2 separate regions of the Homo sapiens genome follow, and region 1 is linked to region 2. Evidence: chromatin contacts called from ENCODE Hi-C or POLR2A ChIA-PET data. All regions are on one chromosome and are shown on one strand. The core of a region is the stretch at or near the end of the contact, and the rest is flanking DNA. Distances in the headings are between cores, read along the strand shown. Region 1 holds the start of LINC01480 (long intergenic non-protein coding RNA 1480). Region 2 holds the start of SERTAD1 (SERTA domain containing 1).

The links. A loop is a pair of places that touch in the nucleus more often than their neighbours do. ChIA-PET counts read pairs that join two places held with the same protein, here RNA polymerase II (POLR2A). Pooled maps may share reads with other maps.
Region 1: a loop to region 2 is called in a pooled map, with 4 times the contacts of the local background. The contact joins the promoter of LINC01480 here to the promoter of SERTAD1 in region 2. A Hi-C loop is called at or near these places in 1 of 37 single-sample maps with no recorded cell type and 5 of 50 pooled maps. POLR2A ChIA-PET finds 5 or more read pairs at or near these places in 3 of 52 experiments (WTC11, activated B cell and activated naive CD4-positive, alpha-beta T cell).

Annotation. Positions count from the first base shown.
Region 1 is chr19:41,534,218-41,537,294 of GRCh38, forward strand. It overlaps LINC01480 (long intergenic non-protein coding RNA 1480), which reads left to right and starts at 1,281. Exons shown (of 3, transcript NR_110724.1): 1 at 1,281-1,384; 2 at 1,497-1,566; 3 at 2,384-2,687.
Region 2 is chr19:40,424,599-40,427,584 of GRCh38, forward strand. It overlaps SERTAD1 (SERTA domain containing 1), which reads right to left and starts at 1,394. Exons shown (of 2, transcript NM_013376.4): 1 at 1,269-1,394. RefSeq lists an enhancer at 1-719 and a silencer at 762-851.

The DNA of each region.
Region 1 (3,077 bases), core at 31-2,530, 1.1 Mb after region 2:
CTGGAAGAGTCTCCAGAATACAATAAATAATATTATCAAGACTTTTCCTGGGTCTGGGCTGTGCCTGTTGCTGCCTCTGGGACAAGTTAGCTTAATACAAGAAAGCTTATTTCCCTTTCTTTTTAATTTTATTTTTCTTTAATTTCCCACCTCAGTTTTACTTTGCATTTCCCTGAGAATTTTTAATAAGTAAAATACTTAGAAATATACTTAACCAAGTAGGTTAATGTAAGTTTCCTACAAGGAAAACTACAAAATAGTGCTGAAAGAAATCACAGTTGACACAAACAAATGGGAACACATTATAAGCTTATGAATAGGTAGAATCAATATTGTGAAAGTGACCATACTCTCCAAAGCCATCTACAGAGCAGTAGAATTCTCATCAAAATATCATCATTCTCCTTCCCAGAACTAGAAAAAAGAATCCTAAAATTTATACAAAACCAAAAACGTGACCGCATATCCAAAGCAATACTTTGCAAAAAGAACAAATCTGAAGGCAGGCTTTAAATTATACTACAAGGCTACAATCACCAAAATAGCATGATACTGGTATAAAATATGCACATAGAGCAATAGAACAGAATAGAGAACCCAGAAATAAAGCCAAATGCTTACAGACAACTAATCTTCAACAAAGTACACAAAAACATTAATTGGGGAAAGGATACTTTATTCAATAAATGGTGCAGGAAGTATAAAAATAGGCACATAGAGCAATGGAACAGAATAGAGAACCCAGAAATAAAGCCAAATGCTTACAGACAACTAATCTTCAACAAAGTATGCAAAAACACTAATTGGGGAAAGGACACTTTATTCAATAAATGGTGCAGGAAGTATAAAAATAGGCACATAGAGCAATGGAACAGAATAGAGAACCGAGAAACAAAGCCCGGTACTTTCAGTCACCTGATCTTTAACAAAGCATATAAAAACTTCCATCTAAGACCTGAAAGTCTAAAAATGCTACAAGATAGCATCCAAAAAGCTTTTCTAGACATTGGCTTAGGCCAAGTAGTCATGACTAATGCCCCAAAAGCAAACGCAAAAATATAAAAATAGAATAAGATCAATAGGACCTAATGAAACCGAAAATCTTCTGCAAGGCAGAAGAAATATCAGCAGGGTAAACACACAACCCACAGTATAGGAAACAGTAGTCACAAACTAGGCATCTGACAAAGGACTAATGTCCAGACTCCAAAGGAACTGAAAGAAATCAGCAAGAAGAAAAGGTGCCATTTACCACCTTCCTGACTCATTGGCCAGAACCAATGTTAGTGGAATTAACATATGCCCCACCCCAAGTGACTTCTAAAGGGCTAACTCACCACAAGGGAGTCAGAGCAGATCTTGGACTGAGACCTACAGGACACAGGTACTGCTTTTTCTCTTTTATTTGTTTTAAATTTTATTTATGTTTTTAGATCAAATAGTTCAGATTGCATTGGTTTTTAATCTGCTGTTGTTGGATTAACATATGCTTTAAGCGACTCTTAAATAGGTGGCTCACCAGGAGAAAGGCATAGCAGAACCTGGACTGAGACCTACGGGAGACAGGTATTGCTTTTTCTCTTCTAATCATTTTAAATTTAATTTACCATCTTTCATCAAATAGCTCCGATCATATCATTATTTTTTCTTTTCTGTTTTGTTGGTGGTTTTATTGGTGGAGTTTTATTTTACTATTTTAGAAAAGCAGTCTTTTAAAAAAGACTTTTAAAAAGTTTTATTACTCTTTTTTTTAAAAAAATTATGTTTTCCCTTGATGTGCTTATTTCCTTTATAAAGATCATCACCATTAAATTACTAGGAGATACTGCGGCTGATTTTGTCATGCGTGAGATAAGAAATTTTTTGCCAAAGCAATTAGTGATGAGTGCAATGGAAAAATCCGTGATGATCTTTTAAGATGATTAACTTTCTAATCCAGAAAATGCTGCTGTTTGTACTGAACAAAATAGCTTTATTTTTATATGACCAGGGGTACATAAAATGCTTCAAAACAACACATAATTTGGCAAAAATACTATGTCTTGCCAGCCAGAAGAATAAGTGTGGTTTTATTTCTATGTATATGTCTAGTACCATGCCTGCACTAGAGTTGGGAAATTTTAAAAACATCACCTATTGATACAGAAGAGAAGTGCTGGGAAGGGAAGGGCATGGTCCCTTTGAATGATACAGAAAAGGTGAAGGAAAGTGATGGGTAGAGGAGGCCGGGGTCCCTGGCTAGGGCTCCAAACCTGGGCTTGTGCCCCTGGACCTAGATGAGGACAGGCATTTTTGTTTTCCTGACCAAATGTTGCATTTCCCAAGATCACCCTGGCCCACCATGCCCTATCCTGTGCCTAAAAAAACCCTGGGACCCTAGCAGGCAGACACACAGGAGGTTGGACGTCGAGAGGAGCACATCAGTGCAAGAACACATGGGTGGCTGCCACTTCTCTCCCTTTCCTGAGAGGGAAAAACTCTCGACGCTGAGAGGAATCCACCAACAGGCACCAGCACTCTGGCAGGCCACCGACCAATGGATTGACATAGAGTTTGGCTGGGGCAGCCAGAGGAGAGCCTGGGCCGCTGAATAACCCGACTTCAGGGGAAAACTATTCTCCCTTTTGGCTCCCCCATCTGCTGAGAGCTACTTCCACTCAATAAAACCTTGCACTCATTCTCCAAGACCACGTGTGATTTGATTTTTCTGGTACACCTAGGTAACAACCGCGGGATACAGAAAGCCCTCTGTCTTTGGGTTAAGGAATGGGTCTAATTGAGCTGGTTACCACAAAGCCACCTATAGATGGCAAAACTAAAAGAGCACATGGTACCACATGTCCACTGGGGCTTCAGCAGCTGTAAACATCTACCCCTAGATGCTGCCATGGGGTTGTAGCCCCACAACTTGCCAGTCTGTATGCTTCCCTAGAGGTTTGAGCAGCGGAGTACTAAAGAAGCAAGCCACACCCCCACTCCACCTCCTGTGAGGGGGACAAGGAAACTTTTCCCATTTCAACTGGTGGCTCGTCTGGGATCTCGGAAGGTGAGTGTGAGTGAATGGGAAACTGTTGGGC
Region 2 (2,986 bases), core at 144-2,643:
TAGATCATCAGAGAAGGCTCCTGTAAGGAGGTGACATTTGAATGGAGCCCTCAGGCCAGAGAAGTCAGCCATGGGAGACCCTGGGAAAAGCATTCCGGGAGGAGGGAACAACAAAAAAAGGCAGAGAAAAGCCCAGAGGCTGGATGGGCTTGAACTGGAAAGAGACCAGCATGGGTGGCACACAGAGAGTGACATGGTAGGAGACCAGATTGGGGAGCAGCTAGGGGAACGGGCACAAGCCAGGTCACAGAAAGCCACATATGCAGAAGTAGGGAGTTTGGATTTTATCCTGAGTGTGGTGGGCAGTCATTAAAGGAATTTGAGCAGGGAGGGAATGGTGCTGTGAGCTGATTAGGTTTCCGGAAGATCCCCCCCATGGCTGCTTCGAGGAAGACTGTGGGGGGCAAAAAGAGGGGGGATCTGAGACCCACTGGTAGGCTGTACTCGTTTGGGACGGACGATGGTGATGGCCTGGAGTAGGAGCTGGTAGTGGCATGGAAGGAAGTCGGTCGAGTCAGGACTTATTTGGGAGGCAGAATAGACAGGGCTTGTCGGGAAATCGTGATCGGCACCGGGTTCAGTCACTGAGATAAGTTTGAGGGTCCACTGTTCTTGGAGTGGCGGGGGTAGGGCTGGAGTTTTGGACTCCTGGCGCTACCTACTTTTTTGGGCCAGGAAGACTGTAGAGTCCAGTTTCGGAACCCTGCCTAGCAAGATTTTAAGAATGGCCCACCACACTACTCAAAACAGGGTCTTCGTCCCCTTCCCCGCAGTCCGGGGAGTCCGGAACCGCAGGAATTCCGCCCCCACCCCCGACTCCGCCCCCGGGTCCCGGCGCCCCCTAGCGGTGCCCAGGCCGGCTTTCCCCCGGGGATTCTGGCCCCTCTGACCCCAGGACCCCTTCTACTGCCCCGATTCCCGGCTGTGATTCCTGCCGGCCTCCCGGCGCCGTGCGAGCCGGGACCCCTGGCGGGCTGTTCTCTGCGCCCGGCCTCCGCTCGCTTCCGGCAGTGGAGGCGGCTCCTCCCGAAGCGGCGGCGGCGGGGGCGGGTGAGTCACGCAGCCGGAGCCAAGAAGCCGGCGCCTCCGCCCCCTTCTCGGACTGCGGCGTGATTCACCCGGCCCGGCCGGGGCAGACAGCACGTAGAGGTCCGTGCGTCTCGATCCCGGGCAGCCCCGGCGGGCACCTGTCGGACCCAGGGATCGAACTCTGTGAAGGACCCGGCCGCTGGTAGCCCTTCTGTTCCCAGGCCCCTTCATTTACATACCTTGCTCACTAGCGGCCAATCAGAACGAAGAGGTAGCCACCCACAACCAATCAGGAAACGGCGGCGGCAGCATCGCTTGTTGGCTGTCCTCCGGAAACCCGCGCCTGGGTCGCGAGACGCAGTTCTGACTCCGGCTCACGACTCCAGACTCCTAACTACCCTTAGCGACCGCCCACTCTCGTGGCTGCCCCGCCCTCCGCCCCAGGGATTGGCCCTGCATGGTGATGGGCGGAGCTTGTAGGGGGCGGATTCTGAAGGAGGGGCTTCAGGGCGCATGCCCGGGCAGCTGCGCGAGTGAGGGGTGGAAAGAGGTGGCTTTTTACTCCGGGGAACGGTGGCGAGTGGGGGCTTTTGCCTCTCAAAATACGAGCCCCTCACAACTACCCATGCACCTGCCAAACCCGGCAATTAAGCTTCTTACACATCCAGCCCCGACAGGGGTCTACACTACAGATAATGCCCGGGTTCAAATTCCGACTCCGGATTCCCCACTCACTGGATGCGTGACCTTGGAAAAATGATCAACCTCTTCAAGCTACACAAAGTTAAATGGGGATCGTCTTGCCTACCTCTTGACAGGATACTTTAAGTAGGATCGTATCTATAAGAACACAATACCACACTCAAGCAATGCTGGACAGTTGGACTTAATTGTGGTTAAAGGCGGGAGTGAGGTGGGAGTGCGATACCAACGGAATCACATCCCGGGCTCCATTCCCTAAGCAGCTGTGTGACCTGCGGCAAGTGTTTTAATCCCTTCTGGTCTGTTTCTCCTTTAAAATGAGAGAAAATAGCGCCTAGTTTACAGGATTGTTTTTAAGGATTAAATTAATTCATGAAAAATCTTCAGAGTGGGGTGCAACATGTTTTGTGTTTTTTTTTTTTTTTTCATTTTATTTATTTATTTATTTATTTATTTGAGACAGATTCTCACTCCGTCGCCCAGGCTGGAGTGCAGGGGCACGATCTCGGTTCACTGTAACCTCCGCCTCCCAGGTTCAAGCAATTATCCTGCCTCAGCCTCCCGAGTAGCTGGGACTACAGGCGTGCGCCACCACGCCCGGTTAATTTTTGTATTTTTAGTAGAGATGGGGTTTCACCATGTTAGCCAGGCAGGTCTCAAACTCCTCACCTCAGGTGATCCGCCCTCCTCGGCCCCTGAGTGTTGGGATTACAGGCGTGAGCTACCGCGCCCAGCTGCTTATTATTTTTTTCTTTACTTTTTATTTTATTTTATTTTGCTTTTGAGACAGGGTCTCGCTCTGTCACCCAGGCTGAAGTGCAGGGGTGCCATCTCGGCTCACTGCAGCCTCCCAGGTTCAAGCCATCCTCCTGCCTCAGACCCCCAAGCAGCTGGGACTACAGGCGCACACCACCATGCCTGGTTAGCAACGTTGTTTCTTTGTTAGTAGTAATAGCTGTTGTAATAAGACAAGCTCTTAGTTCAAGGTGGATAGACATGCAGGATGGGGCTAGAGGTAGACAGGGTATAATACTCCTCCCATGGCCGGATGCAGTGGCTCACGCCTGAATACTCTCTCACCTAGATTTAATTGATAGTTGTTAGCTAGGCAACAACTGTAATCCAGTACTTTGGGAGGCCAAGGCAGGAGGGTCACTTGAGTCCAGGAGTTCACTTGAGTCCAGCCTGGGCAACACAGTGAGATCTCATCACTACAAAAAAATTTAAGAATTAGCCAGGCGTGGGCCGGGCGTGG